2 separate regions of the Mus musculus genome follow, and region 2 is linked to region 1. The links are chromatin loops, found by intact Hi-C in ENCODE. Cell type or tissue: left cerebral cortex. All regions are shown on one strand. Each heading gives the region's core, and the rest is flanking DNA. Links, peaks and the distances in the headings are about the cores only.

Region 1 (8,963 bases), core at 485-8,484:
GGCTTTCTGGTTCCCTCCACCCCTCGCCTTCATACAGCTTCTAAATACTTCATTTTTTAAAGCTTTTATTATTTTTTAAAGGGAAATTATATTATGAACAATTTTTCTTATTTTAATATCTCCTCTCTAAGGTCATACATTCTTTAAAATGAACTTCCCCCTTTCCACATTTATAATGAAGAAATAGTCATTATGTATATTATGATGTAAGACTTGTTTTGATGTATGCAAATATTATGGAATGATTGAATCACATGAAGGGATATTCCTAGCACCTCATGTGTTTTGGGGTGAAAACATTTAAAATCACTCAGCAGTTTTCAAATGTGTAATACATTGTTATTCATTATAGTGGTGTGCTATGCACTCAATCCCACTAGCCAAATCTTCCTTTCTTTTTCTTTTTTCTGGATCTTAAGACAGGACCCTGTGCTTGCTAGGCAAGTACTCTACCACTGAGCTAAATCCCTAACCCCTAAAATCTTCCTTTCTAATCAAAACTTGGCACTGCTTTATCAGCATTCTATGCCCCACCCCCACCCGAAGCTCCAGGAACCACCCATCATCCCCTCTGCCTAAATATGTTCAATTTTTAAAAGTTTCATGTGTGAATTATGAATATTGTGTGGCACTTGCTTTTCTGTCCCTGGTTTGTTTCACTTAGCCTAATCTTTCTCTAGGTCTGTCCATGTTGTCATAGATACAGACATTCCATCTACTCAAAAGCTACCTTTACAAAGATGTGATGGCTAATTCTGGTTGCCAGCCTGAGTACATCTGCAACCAACTAGAACCCAAGCAGCTGGGCAGAGCTGCAAGGGAGTCTCCTGACTGGATCCTTTGCAGTGGGAAGACCCACCCTAAGTCTGGGCCACACCCTCTGGTGGCCGCCCACAGCAAAGGACATGGAGGAAGGAAGCTTTTGCTTTTCACCTGTTCGCCCTCCCTCTCTCTGTCAGGCTCATCTGTCCTGCTGCTGAGGCATTCCTTCGCCGGGGTTAGAAATGGCTTCTGCAGGATCCAAGGTAGACTGAAGACCAGCAGCTCTCCAGAAATCCTCTAGCACTCCAGCAGCAGATTGGAGTGCTGAGACATCTACCCCTATGGAATGACCAATCCTTGGCCTTTCTGTTGGGGACAGCCCTTGTTGGACTAGCTGAACCACAGTCCATAAGCCACTGTAATAAATCGTGTGTGTGTGTGTGTGTGTGTGTGTGTGTGTGTGTGTGTGTGTGTTCATTCTATCACTTCTGTCTTCTGGAGAAGCCTGGCTAACACAAAAGATATTCCATTATGCATATATACTGTATCTTTTGGTTTGTCCCTTTGACACTGTGGCTGCTTTCATAGCCTGGCTATGGAAATGCTTGCTATAATAAGCATAGATAACTCTACAAGATGGTGGTTAGCTTTCCTTGGGGGTACTTTCTCACTGTGGGCTTGGTGATGTTATTCACATTGATATAAATAACTTATGTGTCCTGGTTTCAGACGTTTTAAGCCATGGTTTTAATGGTGGTGCTTCAGGGTTCTGGTGAGGCCCAGCCTGATAGACATGGTATAGTAGAGATATTCACCTCATGGTGCCTGGGAGGCAGAAGAGAGCAAGGGAGGGCTCAGAGACAAGGTGTACCCTTCAAACTGACACCCCAGTCACCCACTTCTTCCATTCAGGTTTGAGATCCTAATAACCTATACTGTATGATAGTGGATTAAGTCATTGATGAAATTAGATTCTTCATGATACAGCCACTTTTCAATAGTGCCACCAGCCAGGTATATAAAGCCTTCTGCATAGGAGCCTCATATTCAAGACACCACAGCTGGTTCATTTGGCAATCCCGTATGTATATTTTTGTTGTTGTAAGCATCTACATTCTGTATTCTGAATTCTTTTTTTCTTTTCTTTCTTTGGGGTAGGGGGTGTTTTGTTTGGTTTTGGTTTGTTGCTTTTTGGGTCTTCCCCCTCCCCCAGACAGGGTTTCTCTGTGTAGCCTTGGCTGTCCTGTAACTCACTCTGTAGACCAGGCTGGCCTCGAACTCAGAGATCCACCCGCCTCTGCCTCCCGAGTGCTGGGATTAAAGGCGTGCGCCACCACTGCCCAGCTGAATGGATCTTCATTCTAGCGGACAGTAAAGGGTGCTACTTATTCTACGTCCTTGACCATGCTCATTTTTAAGTGATAGCTCACGATGGTTTTAATGTGCGTTTTTCTAGCAATTAGTAATCCTGAGCGTTTCCCCATACACCGGTGTACTCATCCCCTTTTGGCTTGATGTGATAAACCACCATGCTCAAGGCGACTTACAGAAGGAAAGGTTTATCGGCTCACTCCAGACAGGTAGGAGTCCATCGTAGTGGGGGAGGCATGGCGGCAAGAGGCAGGAATAGCACCTAGAGCAGGAAGCTGAGTTAAACACTGTTAAGCACCCGTTAGCATAAGTGGGAAGCAGAGAGAACCAGAAATGCAGGAGTCTTTAAACTTCCGGTGACATCATCCCTTCAATAAAACCACACCTCCTAAACACCCCAACCGTGCCACCGACTGAGAACTGTGTGTTCAACTACAAGAGCCAGTGGGGGCCATTCTCACTCGCAGCACCACAACCTATTTAAACAGTGGTATTTGCAGCTCTTTGGAAATGCTTATTCAGCCATCTGTGTGTTCTTAATAGTGTTCTTAATTTTTGTGTCATTGAGTGCTTTAAATACTTTGGGTATTTATTTGCCAGATATACAAAGTGTAATTACAGTCTCCCAACCCTTAGAGCTTATCTTCATTTCGTCAATAGTTTGATACGATCTCACCGCTCATCTTTTGTTTTATTCTCTGACCTTTTGGAGTCACATTAACAAACGCCAGGCCAATGCCATGTGCCTTTCTTCCAGTTTCATAGTTTCTTATCTTACACTGTATCATCTAATTCAGTCTGAACTGATTTTTTGCTGATGTGAACAGAGTCCAATTCCACTCTTCTGCACGAGGACATCCATGTCTTCCAGAATCATTTACTGGAGACTACACTTTCTCTGTTCTGTATTTTTGATATTTGTATTGAAAATCCGTTGCCCGTGTGTTTGTGTCTGGCCTGAAGCACACTTCATTGCCACAAATATGCTTTGCTTCAATTATGAATGTTCTCGTGAATTTCTTCATTTGGGGAAATCTCTCTGTGACTGGAGTACCTTCTTCACTTTCCATCGTCTTTCCTACTGGAAATAATTCTATAATAGTTAGCAAATTAAATGTCTCTCCTACACACCCACCATGATTCCCCAGGTCTAGTGAGATGATGCCTTAGGTAGCACAATGGTACCCCAAAGATGCTTGTGATATAATGTAGGCATGTGACTTTACGTGACAAAGTGACTTTACCTGGCACAGCTACCTGTTCCTTATTCCTGAAGCAGAACACCAGAATCAGGCTAACTTCATAAAGAACAGAAGGTTATTTAGTTTATGGATTTAGAGGTTGAGTTTCCAAAGAGCATGGTACAAGCTTTGCCCAAATCCTATAGTAGAGGATATGCCAAGCCAGAGGGACTGAATGGGGATAGGTACAGCCTTGTAGTTCTAGGCTCTTGAGAAGTAACCACAGTCGCATAATAAGAAATGCTGCATTTCCTTCTGAAGCCATACCCACACTAAGCTGAGGGCCAAGCACTGGGCCCTACCTGATAGAGGCCCCTTCCCTTCTGATTGCCACCACACTGGACATCATGCTTCCAACAAATGCCTAAGTCACAGATAAACCACGACGCACGGCAGGGGAGCCCTTGCAGACCTGAAACATTAATGAGTGAGACTGGGATTTGACTTTGGATTATGCAGATGGTCCTAATGTAGTCTGAGTCTCTACGAGTCCGGACAGTCAAAGTCAGAGAAGACAGTAAGACAATGGAAGCTTCCAGAAGCTGGAAGAGCTAAGAAAGCCTGTTCTTTCCTGGAGCTTCCAAAGGGACACAGCCCCAAGGGCATCTTGAGTCAATCATGTTGGGGGCGGGGTGTCTTCAAAGCAAATATTTCATGGGGTCAGCTGGATCCACAGTGGCAGATGACCAGTAGAGGGATCTGTACTCAGACCTTTATGAATGTGATCCCAGTTTGGGAGCCTCTAAGACAATCCAGTCCCGTGAGTGCAGATGCCACACTGGCCACTAGATGTCAGGCTTTGCCCTCCTCCCTGCTAGCTACCCCCACTCCCATCTTCTCCACCCCTCCCCAACATTTAGAATGGTTGTTTTCTTATGCCTTATCCCAACTAGCCTCACAAGCGCATTGCAGCTTGGGGGGAGCCATTACCTACATTTACAGCTGGGGGAATGGAGACCCTGACACATCTCCGCCACCAGTGACTATGGGGCAATAGTGGGAGGTGACATTCCACTTAGTCAGCCATGCTGGACTGCCTTAATCAAGTTGGCTGCCTTGCATCTAGGATGTCTGCGGATGTTTAACATGTGAACACAGAGGCAAAACACATGGCCCTAAGGACAGAACCAGGAGAAAACTCTAGGTCCTTTTCCAAGAAATCTTACTACAATCTTGTCATTTATCTTTATTTTCAGTCCCATTTTCATGAAAGGGAGTGGGAAATTGTTTTAAAGAGTTAAATATAGCGACTTTTAAATTTCTCAAACAGTATTTAGACGTAAGCAAAGGCTTGGTATTGAACCTGTCGGAAGACACCCGTGTGCAGGGTAACGAGAGCCTGTGATAGAAGAAGACAGATCAGAAAATACAAGGTCCCCTGAGAACTGAGGCCCCGAAGGTCAGTCTGTCCAAAACCAAGGTGTTGTCCTGGTGGTTGGGGAATAGAGTGTGTGTCAAAGGGAGAAAGCCAGGGAAGATGAACAAGAAAACTTCCGGCTTTTTGGCTCCTAAAAATGCACCTGTTATGGACTTTATGTTGTTGATAATTCCCCTAAGATTCTGATTGAACACCTCCACTACTACTAACAAGCAAGCCCTCTCAAGCCAGGCTCATCCCCAAGCCCCTGGCAACTGTGCTCTGCTGGGTAGAATTCTCGCCTACATTATCAACATAAATAGGCATATTAAATTTCTCTCAAGACACTTTATTGAAAAAAATGTTGAAGGTTCTCATGAACAAAAAACAAAAAAATCATAAAACGATAAGCTCAGAGATCTGAAAGCTATTATTTAGCCAAGAAAGGTCTGGATAAAGTTTTCTCTCACCTTGTTCATCTTTTTCCTTGTCAAAATCCAATACGATTAACGCAAATTTTAGGACCGAGAAAATGAGACTCTCCATCTGTGTGTGCGTGTGTGCATGTATATGCTGCTACACACACACACACACACACACACACACACACACACACACACACAGAGCTTGGTACTGAGCACTACTTAAACCTCTGCCGCTCTAATCAGACTGTTAGGAAGGATGAGCCATGGAGACAGGATCAAGTCATCTAGGATGGATGCCCTTTGACGTGCTCAGGATTAGCCTCTGTCACAAAGGAAACTTAAAGACAGTGAGTGCTGGGGTAAGGCTGAAACCACAGCACTACCTGGAGAAGATCAGAACCACAATTCCATTGTAGTAACCCAAACCAAAAAAAGGACCTTTCTCCTCATTAACTCTGTTTCACTGATAGAGTTAGGAAACACATGCATCCTGCTCATTTGGCTTCTAAGGCAAGGCCTGGACAAGGCCCTGTAAGTCTCTTATAATCCTTTAGCATGCATCGCCTCTCTACATCAGAGCCTATGTCTTTAATGGAAGAAGAATGCTTCCTCCTCCGGGAAGCATATAGCTATGTCCCCAGCCCTCAGGACAAACAGCCACGATCAGGGCTTCTGTGCTGTAAGGAGTGGAGGCCATTTAATCAAGATCACCACAGTTATCCGTTCTCTCCAACTTCCTTGTATTCTCAGGTGTTCGCTGTTCAAGTGAGCATACTTGAATAGTCTCATATTTGGCCACTACTATGTTTATTTGGTTAATTATTTGCATCTTGAGGAAGAACATCGAGCCGACTTGTGCTATAAGCGGTGACTGGGGCCTGGACTGCCCTTACTTGGATTTTCCCTTGATACCGAGGGAGGTCAGCCTGTACTTATGTCTGATTTTCTTTTGAGTTATAACACTTAACTGTGAAGATAATGAATTCCCCCAATGAAGTGGGCATTCCACAAAGCTGAGGCCCTATGACCCACCAGCAGTCGTAGTTCAGGAGGTTTGTTGAAAGTGGAATAGGTAGAGGGGTACAGAGAGGCAGCATGTGATCTGTGAGGGGTGACAGATCACTGCCCAGGACCCATCTTCGGAACTGCGTGTGAAGGCCACTGGGGTGATCTCTTCAAGGATGTCTGACTCAGCACCACAACCTGGGCATCCAGAGTCTTCCAGAATGCTCGGCTTGGTGTTACTCCTTCCTACGTTCCTGGGATTGTCCCTTTCAGGTCATTGAGCCACAAGGTGAACGAGCATCCCTCTCTCAGAACATCAGCAACTACTTGGGTGCACTGAGAACACTTCTCCCATTGCAGTTCATTGCATTGGAGTGAAAACTGCCTTCCGTTCTTTTGCTGAGGAAGCCAGCTGGTACACTCCCCCTCTCCTTTCCTTCCCCAGGGCTTTTGGAAAAGCAAAGTGAACGAAAAATCCACTCTGATGGGACGTGATGAGAGGTGGAGAAGCAAAGACTTGGGGCTTTTGAAAGTGAAGTGGATTTTTGAATGCTAAAAAAAAAATCTGTAATTTCCAGTTTTAAAGAACTGCCTATAAGGATAATTGAACAAATAAAAAGCTCACTTTTTGAACCTGGTAAAGGGTGTTTCATTGACTTAATGAGTTTTCAATTCAATAAAATTGCTTTTCAGGACAAGGCTGTTTTTGTTTTGTTTTGTTTTGCTTTTTTTTTTTTTAAATCAGTATTTCTTTAAAAGCATCCAGATTTCCTTATATAAAGGGAATCTCCTACCATGGATTTTGGTGTGAATGTAGGTAGCCTCAAACCCCTATATTTATAGTCCAGTTCTTTGTTCTTAAGCAGGCTTAGAGCTAGGTAGATTCTTTGTTTCTACAGTTTCATTCAGCCAAAGACAGTTTGCCAACTCTTCAAAACTTACAAATAATGAAACCCTGCTGATCACCAAGGAGCGACAGAATCAACAGTTTTTGTTAAGATTCTAAGCTCCACCCCACAGTTACCTGGCAACAGCCAGGTAGGCCTGACCCACTATAAAGGGGGCTGCTTGCCCCCTCCTTGCTCTCTTGTTCCTCTCTGCTTCCCATCCCTCCCAACCCCCCATGTGCTCATGGCCGGCCTCTACTCCTCGACTCTTCTATCTCTCTGCCTTTACTACCCTCTTAACTCTCCTCCCCATGCCCTAAATAAACTCTATTCTGTACTATACTATATGTGGCTGGTCCTTCAGGGGGAAGGGATGCCTCAGCATGGGCCCGCCGAGGCACCCCTTTCCCTGATACCTGACTACATCTCTATAGAATATATCCCCCCTCTCTTTATCTTTTTATAAACACATCAATTTTAGAAGCTGTTCTGGCTGCTGCTGGTCTTGATGGTCACGTCCTGTAATGTGCTAGAGTTGTTTCTTGTGTAAGAATGTTCTAGTGAGGTTCCATTTGACCTGCTCTGTTAATTTTACAGAGTGCTCTGGTACCTCACAATATTGTAAACTTACCAGGAGGTAGTGAGCGTCCACAGACCCAGGTAGTCAGGTTTATGTGACAAGCACTTTTACCTGCTAAGCCATCTTGCTTGCCCTTGTGATTCATTTCAATAGAAAACTCTACATCATGTATTTCATTGTCATGTATTTTATGAGTCAAAGTGGATTAAATAACATATATCATATAATTGCAATTAATATGCCTCGGGTAGAAGAGTCAACTATTATTTAATTTGTGTTAAATTACCCATTGCATTCAATTTGTACAGAGTCCAGAGTGGCCACAGATTTGATGATGGGATGAAGGAGTATACATAGGATTGTAGTTCTGAGATCGGTTTTTGGTTTTCTTCTTATTGCTTTGAAATTTCCAGACAAAGCGGTGGCGGGAGCACATCTTTAATCCCAGCACTCGAGAGGAAGAGGCAGGCTGATCTCTGTGAGTTTGAGGCCAGTCTATCTACAAAGTGTGATCCAGGACAGAGAGCTAAGGCTGCATGGAGAAACCCTGTCGGTGGGGGAGGGGTGGGAATCCAGATAAAGAGTTGCAGGAGTGCCCGCCTCTCTCTTGTTGAGGTAGCTGGAAGCTACAGCAGCCAAGTAAATTAGAAGCAAATTCCTGAGGAGTTTACCAGTTGCCTCCCAGAACACTACTGGGCTAATTATGGCAGTCTAACTACTATCAGGTCCACTCAATGGCACACGTCATCCAGCACTCTGTTATTTACATCCCGATCCACAGGCTTCTTGCCAACCTGGCCACTCTCTAGTGTCACATAGAGCCTCCCCATAGTGCTTCTATGCTTGCTTGCTTCCAGCTCTGGGCACCAACCTGTCTTAACAGAACAACCAGTCTGTAGTCTCTTTCCTTTTGTTTAAAACAACAACAACAACAACCCCAACTGTTATGATGTGCTAAACAGACTTCAGGCATTTGACTCAAAAATTGGTTTTCTTGGCTTCTAAATATTTAAGATCCTTCTTGCTGAAGAGATAATTAAAATAACGGACACACCACTTCTGATGTATCAGACAACACGATGGGTCTCCAAAAAATACCGGATTTGTTGGCTCATGGCGTTTGTTACCCCAATACCCTATATACGTGTGGTTCCCCATTCCCAGTGAGCATCTATTATAATCATTAAGCACTGCCCTGCAGTGTACGGTGTGTTAAGAAGCCAGACAGTATCGGCCTTGCCTCTTCAGATCATGGAGCCAGCCCAGGTCATGTTGCATAAGAAATAGATTCAGGGAGCTGGAGAGATGGCTCATCAGTTAGAGCACTGGTTGTTC
Region 2 (8,963 bases), core at 517-8,516, 130 kb after region 1:
CAGGGTGGGAGAAGTGGTAAGGGGTGGGAGGGAGGGAGACATGCTGATTTATTGTTTCTTGTGGCTGGAGCAGGGAGAAAACATAGGAAAGGGCACAGAATTAGGTCTGTGATGATTAAGCCCGCACAGGACCCCAACACTTATTTATGTGTACATCTGTACATTAACATATGCTGTGGGGGGTGGGGGGCGTGGAGGCCAGAAGAGGAGGTTGGATCCCCCGAGGCTGGGGCTACAGAATCTTCTACGCTCCCTGACATGGGTCCTCAGGAAGAGTAGCAAGTGCTCCTAACCATGAGCCATCTCTGCAGACCTTTTGTGGGGTTTGTTTTGCTTTGCCTTGTTTTTTTTTTTTTCTAATTTGATCCTAGGGAGCCATGTTCTTTAGAAAGCATCATATGAGCTAGGGAATTTTTCTGCCATTTTTGTTGTTGTTGCTGCTGCTGCTGCTGTTGTTGTTGTTGTTGTTGTTGTTGTTGTTTTGAGGTTTGCATCTGGTAGGTAAAATATTCCTACCGTATTTATATCTAATGCCCTTCTTGGAGAGTGGCACATTTCTCCTGAATGTGTCTTAGACAGTTTGTATGGAATGTTCACTTCGATTCTCTCTGAACACCAAAGCGTAGCTCCCTGTAGCTTGTTTGACTGTGATGAATGCGTTTAGCTAGAGTGTGCACCAGGAAGGAGATGGAGACACCCTACAATCTTCAGAGGCCATGCATGAGTGGGAAGATGCTTGCCTTTCAAGTGGCTGCGACACGGAAAATGATGAGTGTAGCAGAGGGAGGGTGACCCTCACCCTACGGGGCAGTAGGTAGCTTCCTCCAGCACTGTTGCTTCTAGATGCATCATTAGAAAGAGAATCTGGAAGTGGCAGCCCCAACACTGGCCAAGGGCCCAGAGTGGCTGTGTTCTAACAAGTCAGTACTACAGATGCTACTACACGGGGAGAGATGGCAGTAGGAGCCACAGGCAGAGCCTATTCTGTGGAAGAGTGGCTGTTCATGGAAACTATATAGGTGGGATACCAATGGAGTTGGGATGGACTGTGCTACTCTGTATGAATGTCTACCAAAAGCAGAACTCTGGTTACAAAGTTGCTCTTAATTCACCCTCTCCAACACCTTCCAACCCTCACAGCCCCCTCTTGCTGACAGCCATCCATGCCCAGGTAGGACAACCGACAAAGCCACGGAGTAGCTCAAAATGCCCTCTTCACACTTTGCAGATAGGGCAGACTGGGGCAAGGGTGAGGGGTGGGCGGGGCTAAAGGGAACAGGGGGCGGGGCTGGGGAGGGAGTGACCTGATTCTTCATTCCTGGCTAAGCCACAAGAAGTAGGGCAAGAGCCCCCATCTGATTCTCAGTGGTGGTGTCCTCCTTTCTCCTTCACATCACAACACCCATTCCCTACCGTGAAAACCTAAGGGGCTTTGGTTATAGTCGCTGTGCTGGGCAAGTTAGGAGTGCGAGGCCCCTCCCCCACAGCCACTGCAGAGAAATGTTTATGGAGCCCCAGAGATGGGAATACACAAAGGTTTCTGTCTGCCAAGTTCACATAACTGTCCCCTCCTTGGCTCTGCTCCTGGCTACGGTGTCCTGGGGTCACTGGGAAAGGACATGTGTTCTAGTTAGCTCTTCTGTTGTGATTAACACTATGACCAAAATCAACTTAGGGAGGGAAAGGTTTATTACATCTTACAGGCTATACTCCACCGCTGAAAGAAGCTAAGGCAGAAATCTGAAGTAGAAACTGAGGCAAAGATGTGTGTGCTTGCTCTGGGTTGCTCGACTCCCTTTCTTATACAGCCGGGTCCAACCTGTCCAGCGACAGGACCACACACAGCGTGCTGGGCCCGCCCACATCAATTAGCAATCCAGAAACTGCCCACCACAGACACATCCACGGGCCAATCTGATGACGGCAACTTCTCCGTTGAGATCCCCTCTTCCCAGATGAGTCACATAGACAACTAACCAAAGCTATCTGTGACAATGTGTCATCCCTTTCCAAAGCTCACTATCCATGCTCCAAGAACCTCATAAAAGCCCTCCTCTTCACCCAGCCCTGTATGGGATCTCCGTTCAATGATCTAAATGGGCCGCGTGAGCCTGTAAAGGCTGTGGAATTTTCCAGAAGATACTTTGCTGTGGGACCAGAGTCCCACGATCAACCTTTTCTACGGGAAGGACTTCCCCTGGTCTATCTACAGCACCAGAGTGGCAAAGGACATTTATTCTGCTTCTCTTCCTCGGCTTATTGTCCAAGGTATCTGAATCTTCTCCGTGGTTCCGGCTTCTCTTATGACGCCCAGTGTTTCCATGGTTACTCGTCTCAAACTGTAGCTATACACTACCTGTTCCGCCTTTGCTGAGGTGATTGCTGGGCGATCCTTACTTTCCACTCTCAGATTCTTTGCTTTGGGTTCAGAGCTAACAAACACATTCATCACTAAGAAGAATGCTAGCCACTATCTATCTTCCCACAGCCTAGGATGCGCTTGCTAGGCCAGAGCCACGCAAGCGCTTTCGTCTTTACACATACATTGATCAATGAGAATTCTTAATAAGATAATTAGCCTTTGTAAATTGAAGTAGGAGGAAGAAAAATGTGCTTAATTTTTTGGGGGGTCTCCAGGGAAGTAATCTATTCACTGCTAATGCTCTTTCATTCTGAAAGTTTGGTCCGCCATCTAGAAAACTGCCTTCTGCTGCCCGCCTCTATCTCTGTGTCCTGTTTTCGACTCTTCTGTCTTCCACTTTGGCCTTCACCTTCTGGCCCCTACAAAGAAAGGAAACCTGAAAAAAAATCCATCTGAGTCTTCAGGACTTACAGTGACCTTGCCAGCATCTCAAAGGTTCTAGAAGCAGACTGTTGAACTGGCATCCCACGCATCCCACAACTCCTGCTGTTTGAAGCATCTCATGCATACGGTGCCTACAGAGGCCAGAAGAGGGCGCTAGATCCCTTAGAACTGCCATATGAGTGCTTGAGAGCCACCATGTAGGAGCTGGGAACCGAACCAAGGTCTTCTGGAGGAGCAGCCAGTGCCCTTAACCACTGAACCATCTGTCCGGCCATTATTATTATTTTGTAATTGATGTGTTTATAAAAAGATAAAGAGAGGAGGGGATATGTTTTATGGAGGTGTAGTGGGGGACGGGGGAAGGGGGTGCCTCAGCGGGCCCATGCCAAGGCATCCCTTCCCCCTAAGGGACCAGCCACACAACGGTATAGAATAGAGTTTATTCAGGGCATGGGGAGGGTAGCAGAGGCAGAGAGAGAGAGAGAGAGAGAGAGAGAGAGAGAGAGAGAGAGAGAGAGAGAGAGAGTAGAGGCCAGCCATGAAAATGTGGAGGGGGGAAGGGTGAAGAGAGAGGGGGGAAGGGGATGGGGAGGTGAGAAGGGAAGCAGAGAAAGATCAAGAGAGAAGCAAGAGAGGGCAAGAGAGCAAGGAGGGGGCAAGCAGCCCCTTTTATAGTGGGTCAGGCCTACTTGGCTGTTGCCAGGTAACTGTGGGGCAGAGCTTAGACAGAATCCTAACAGTAATAACTGTGGCTGCTGAGATGTCCTAAAAGTAAGGACATCTTGAATGTCACACCATCAAAGTGTACTTCCTGTCTTCTGCATAGTTATATACCAACAACATAAACTTCCTCAAAGAGGCAATTAACAGCTTGACTGTTATAGCATCATTTCTAGAATAAGATGATTTTCAGATTCTACAGAATGAGATTCAAAGTTAAATGAAGGAATCTCTCAAGCAAAGGTCTTTGTTTTTTCCCTGGAGAGTTCAGGCTTTGATTATCTATAGAACTGTGTTTGGGAAGAGATAAGGGTATTGATTGCCAAGATAAACAAAAGATAAATAACTCAATTATAGGAAATTTATTTTGCCATGCCTAGAATGAGATTTGAGATTCTGTTTGGTAGCTCGAAGTCACGAATGTAATAATATTTTGAAAGATTTATGAATCCTTCCAGGAGTGAGTAAATTTCCTGAGAAACTTACATTTATTGTAGAGAAAACAGCTGTTACTTGTGTTGTTGAGGTTTTGTTTTTGTTTTTGTTTTTGTAATTTGGTGATCCTTAAATGAACAAACAACATTAGCCTGTATGAAGCACCAGGCCATCTGCAGATCAGTGAGAAATGGATCAGGAAACACATAAAAGGGGGAAGCGGCTGGAGAATTAGAAACGATAGCAGCAACAAATTTAAAAGATCTTGGCAGAATTGATACAGAGAAACAGCCCTGAGGAGAGCAAACCTCATGGGCCAGTGTCCTCTGGAGACGGCCTTCAGGCACAGCCAGGCTGGGTAAACAGAGAGTCAGGAAAGGCTCAGAGATGAAGGAACCCAGACCTAGAGGTGAAGGTGGTAATGAGGCAGCCTCGATACACAGCTGGATCTGAGAACACAAGGGTTTCCATTTCAGGGAATGGCTGGCTAATGTTTTATTTATACATTGTTTGCCCTTGCTGACCACCTCCTGGGTTTAAATGCTTAAATGATGAACGGGACAGGAAGAACCCAGAACTCCACTGATCTAATCAATGGGCTCAAGAAACACCTCGGGGACAAACAAGCCCCCAGGTATCTAGAAGTGGCCTCGGCAGACTCTATGTTTCTGCTACGCAAAGGGGCTGAAGCAATTTTAATGTAAGTACCGTGGACAAGGGTGAATTCAGTTCAGTGGAGCACTGGAGAACTCCCAACACCGTGCAGCTTGCAGAAAGGGAACACATTCTTAGAAAAATAACAAAACCTATTCAAATTAAAACAAATATCAGGGGCTGCATTACTCCCCGAGTCAGAGAGAGAAAATGTCTTGCCCTTTAGAACATCTATACATCATCAAAACTTGTAAATTTAGAGCTAGAGAGATGGCTCAGTGGTTAAGAGCCCTGGCTATGCTTGCCAAGGACCCAGATTCAGTTCCCAGCACCTACATAACGCATCAGTAATTCCAGTTCTGGGGATCCAGTGCCCTCTCCTGGACTCTGTGGGTACTGCACACGTGTGGTGTACTTGCAGACAAAATTACCATACCCGTAAAATAAGATGTATCTTTTTTTTTTTTAATGTAATCCCTTTTTTGTTTTGTTTTTAAGGAAAAGAACCTAGCAGAGCATGGTGGCACTTGTCTTTAATCTCAGCACTTAGGAGGCAGAGGCAAACAGATCTTTGAGTTGAAGTCAGCCTGGTCTATAGAGTGAGTTCCAGGACAGTCAAGGCTACTGCCAGGAGAAACCCTGTATTTAGAGAGAGAGAGAGAGACAGACAGACAGACAGACAGACAGACAGACAGACAGACAGACACACAGAGACACACAGAGAGACAAAGACAAGACAGAGACACAGAGAGAACTTAAGTCTTTTTTTTGAAAAATGCAAATTCATTTCAACCTTTAAAAAAAAAAACTAGTTGCAATTATGCATCAAGAGTCCTGTTAAATACATCAGTCTCCTTGCAAGCATGCAATGCCACCACAGAACTGGAACCCAAGGAAACAATCCGAATGGGAGAGCAGCAGCATTTGTACAAGTTAAATTGGACTGGGGCGGGGGTGTGTGACACATTTTTAGACAGCTGTTTGATGCCATTCGTTTGTCTTCCTGGTCTCCCCAAAGCTCAGGGAAATTAACAACAGCCCAGGCATTTAACGACAACAAACTTTCAAGTCTGAAAAAACTACTGTAAACAAGAAAAAAAATTCTGAATAATTAATTGTCCGATTACGTAGTACTGGGAAACGACAGAAAGGACACCCAAGGAGCCCCGCAAACAATCACTGGACAAGCGCCATAAATGGAGGAGAGAGGACAGTCTCTGGAGAGGCTTGTCGATGTCTGCAGAGCTGGACATGAAGATCCCTGCGTTCCAAAGACTCCACCCCCGATTGGCATGCACAGATGAGCTCCTTGTGAGAGGAATCCGTAGGCATCCGCACGTCAGTATGCTCAGCTGCTACGGGCTGACCAGACAGACGGCTGTGTGTGCTGAGTGATGGATAGGTCTCGACATGATCTTGGGTAGAAACCAGTGACAATTTGGGATTTCCTGCGTGAGCTGTGGAGGAGTGTTGCTGATGTGAGATTGCCTCAAGAGGCTATTCGCAGAGGAGCTGCAAGATTCCATCTATGCAAGAAGACAGAGCGGACGAAAGCTAGTGTGTGTTTAGTAACTGTCCCAGGTTTTTTTGTTTTTTTTTTTTTTCAGTTGCTGTGGTGAACACGTGACCAAGAGCAACTGGGGAGGATAGGGTTCATTTGGCTTATGGGTTGCGGTCCATCGTTGAGGGGGAAGCCAAGGCAGGGACACCAGCAGAGGCCATGGGGGAATGCTACTTGCTGGATTGCTCTCTGTGTCTTGCTCAGCCTGCTTTCTCATTCAACCCGGGACAACCTGCCCAAGGGTGGCAAAGCCCACAGTGGGCTACCCCACCTCCCAATTAATCATTAATCAAGAAAAATGCTCCTACAGGCTTGCTTTCAAGTGACTCGGATGGAGGCAAGTTCTCAGCTGAGTCTCCCAGATGACTCAAGCTTGTAGACAAAACACTAACACCACAGACATAATGGAGGGGCGGGAACTGGGCGGGGGCGGGGCCGGGGTTAGAGGCTAGAATGCATGGGTCACTCTGCCATGGAACTGTGTTTCATGTGTGCACAGGTCACTCAACAGGGCTCATTTGTTTTGTGGAAGTGACCTCAGTCGTACAATTGAGAGTGTGACACATTTTCTGTCATGCTTCAGTAATATTTACCCATCACAGATTAGGATATGAACCCAATGAAGAAAGCCTTATTCTACGATGACACATGGGTGAGCCCTTTTTCATCATAGTCAAGGTTTACTTAATTAGGCCACAAATGGTTTTGATTTGCGCCCTGTGTTTAGAAGGGAGGGGGTGTTGTTTTCTTAAGCTTTTTCTCTCTCTCTCCTTGAAAGTTGAATTTTTAAAAAATGACTGATGATATTTTTTTCTAGGTTCACTTAAAATAAATTCTTTTCATTTAAAAAAAAATAATAACTGAAAAGTCACCAGAGAAAGAAAAGGGGAAGATTGGTATTTCTTGGTAAAGCCCAGTGGCGTCTGCAGTAGTTTTATAGCTCAGCTAAGTATTCTAGAATTTTATGAGTTTACCTTAGCTCCTCTTTATAGAATTGCCAGTTGTGAACGCAGACTTGACCTTAAACAAAATACTGAATTTGAGTTCATGTGCTGGGAAGAGCAAGAGTTCAAAAATCTATCTTAACGGTATATTTTCAGTTAAAGATACCTGCTGAGGACAAAATGACAAATAAAAATTGAAAACAAAAACAAAAACCAAAAATCAAGCAATGATTCTCAGGATAATATGTAGAACCCGTATGACATTCCCCACTGCTGAAGCTTGCTTAGACCAACACTACCAAATAACACAGGATGTGAAGCCAACACTTAAATCCTGCTCATCTTAAAAGCAACAACGTGACCTAAAACAACACCAAAGGAGGCATGCGAGTCTCACATCACTTATGTTGAACTGCCAGCGGCTTCTATGCAAAGTATCTCTTCCTACAACTGCACCACCAACCACCAACAAAGTAAAGACAACCTTAAAAATAGTGGTACTGAGCCAGCTTATTTGAAGCCAGTGTCCCATCGGAGGGAAACTGTGCCTAGCTCAGCATTGCTGAGAAATTGGGCCTAGCCACAAATATGCCAGGACAGAAGATGTATGGGGCATGCCAGCTTATAAAGTCACAGTGGGGACTGGAGAAGTGGGTAGGCAGTTAGCACTGGCTGCTCTTACAAGAGACCAGAGTTCAAAGCCCAGCTTCCTTCCATATCGGCTGCTCACAACCCTCTGTGACAGTAGTTCCAGGGAATCTGGCACCCTCTTCTGGCCTCCATGTACTGCACAGACATATATGCAAGCAAGATACCCATGCACATAAAATACAATCAAAAATCTTTTTTATAAAAAAATAGAGTCACGGTGTACCGTTAAACAATCTTGAAAGGTACATATTATATATTGAAACTTTCAAAGAAAACACTCATTTATCGAACAAGGCTGGAAGGGATTTCGAAGGTTTCTTATAATTTATGACATAATAAATCCATATCAATGTAGCATTTTAACTAGATATATAAATATGCATTTCTGGGTAATTGATTTATTTGACAATTTTATCAGCTAGGTTTTGTGCTTTTCTGGATCTGTAACTTGTGGGGATGGAAGAAAAATAGTTTTGATTACAATATTCCATTTCTCTCAAAGTTAAAGTATATTCATTCTAAGAAAAAAAAAAGTCAGTATCCCCCTCACCCCTCAAAGATACATTCTGGTATTTTCCTTCAAGGAATCAGAGAAACAAAGTTACCTGGATCTAGCTCAGGGCTGTATAATGTTACTTCTTCAATTGTTTCAACAAGCAATTCTATTTCACCGTTTACACTAAACTGACTTTCATAGTTTACACTGACTGGAGCAACTTATAAACAAGGGATATAGGCTCCTGGCATGGCTGACTGTCATGGAACCAAAACCAAACAATAAATACAGTGGCCTACTCTACCTGTAAGAATATCGAAAGCTTGACTTTCACACTTCAAAATAAATTAGAGGAAAATCCCACCTTCCGGGCCTATGACTCCATAGGATCAGATTATTGCTAAAGGGAAGGGTATGTAACAAAACTTTTGGTTCATATTTTTTCCTAAAAGAAACATGTATCTGATGTTTCATTAAATTTAACAATGTTTGCTATTTGTGGGCAAACTTTTAAGGAGATTGACATATTAGATTATGTAACAAGAGCATCTATCAAATTTAGCAAATAGACTGAATACATGCCTTTAAAAGAGCTTTTGAGGGGCTGGAGAGATGGCTCATGGGTTAAGAGCACCGACTGCTCTTCCGAAGGTCCTGAGTTCAAATCCCAGCAACCTCATGGTGGCTCACAACCAT

The links. Hi-C counts contacts between places; a loop is a spot of excess contacts. Peaks named below come from ENCODE experiments on the same cell type or tissue, not always from the same donor. Only the 100,000 strongest peaks of a DNase experiment are listed, where the experiment ranks them.
Region 2: it touches region 1 in a loop (2.4-fold over the local background); 10 of 42 quality-filtered maps call a loop at or near these places.

What each region holds. Positions count from the first base shown.
Region 1 is chr5:149,857,485-149,866,447 of GRCm38, forward strand. It overlaps 4930500F04Rik (RIKEN cDNA 4930500F04 gene), which reads left to right. Exons shown (of 4, transcript NR_045758.1): 4 at 6,607-6,796. Among named protein-coding and RNA genes, the nearest start is that of 4930500F04Rik, 14 kb to the left of the region's middle. In left cerebral cortex, for the core only: a CTCF peak has its summit at 4,153 (motif pointing right); DNase peaks (open chromatin) are centred at 4,152 and 6,593.
Region 2 is chr5:149,991,835-150,000,797 of GRCm38, forward strand. No RefSeq gene overlaps it. Among named protein-coding and RNA genes, the nearest start is that of Rxfp2, 22 kb to the right of the region's middle. In left cerebral cortex, for the core only: CTCF peaks have their summits at 4,986 (motif pointing left) and 7,902 (motif pointing left); DNase peaks (open chromatin) are centred at 1,911, 5,595, 6,015 and 7,769.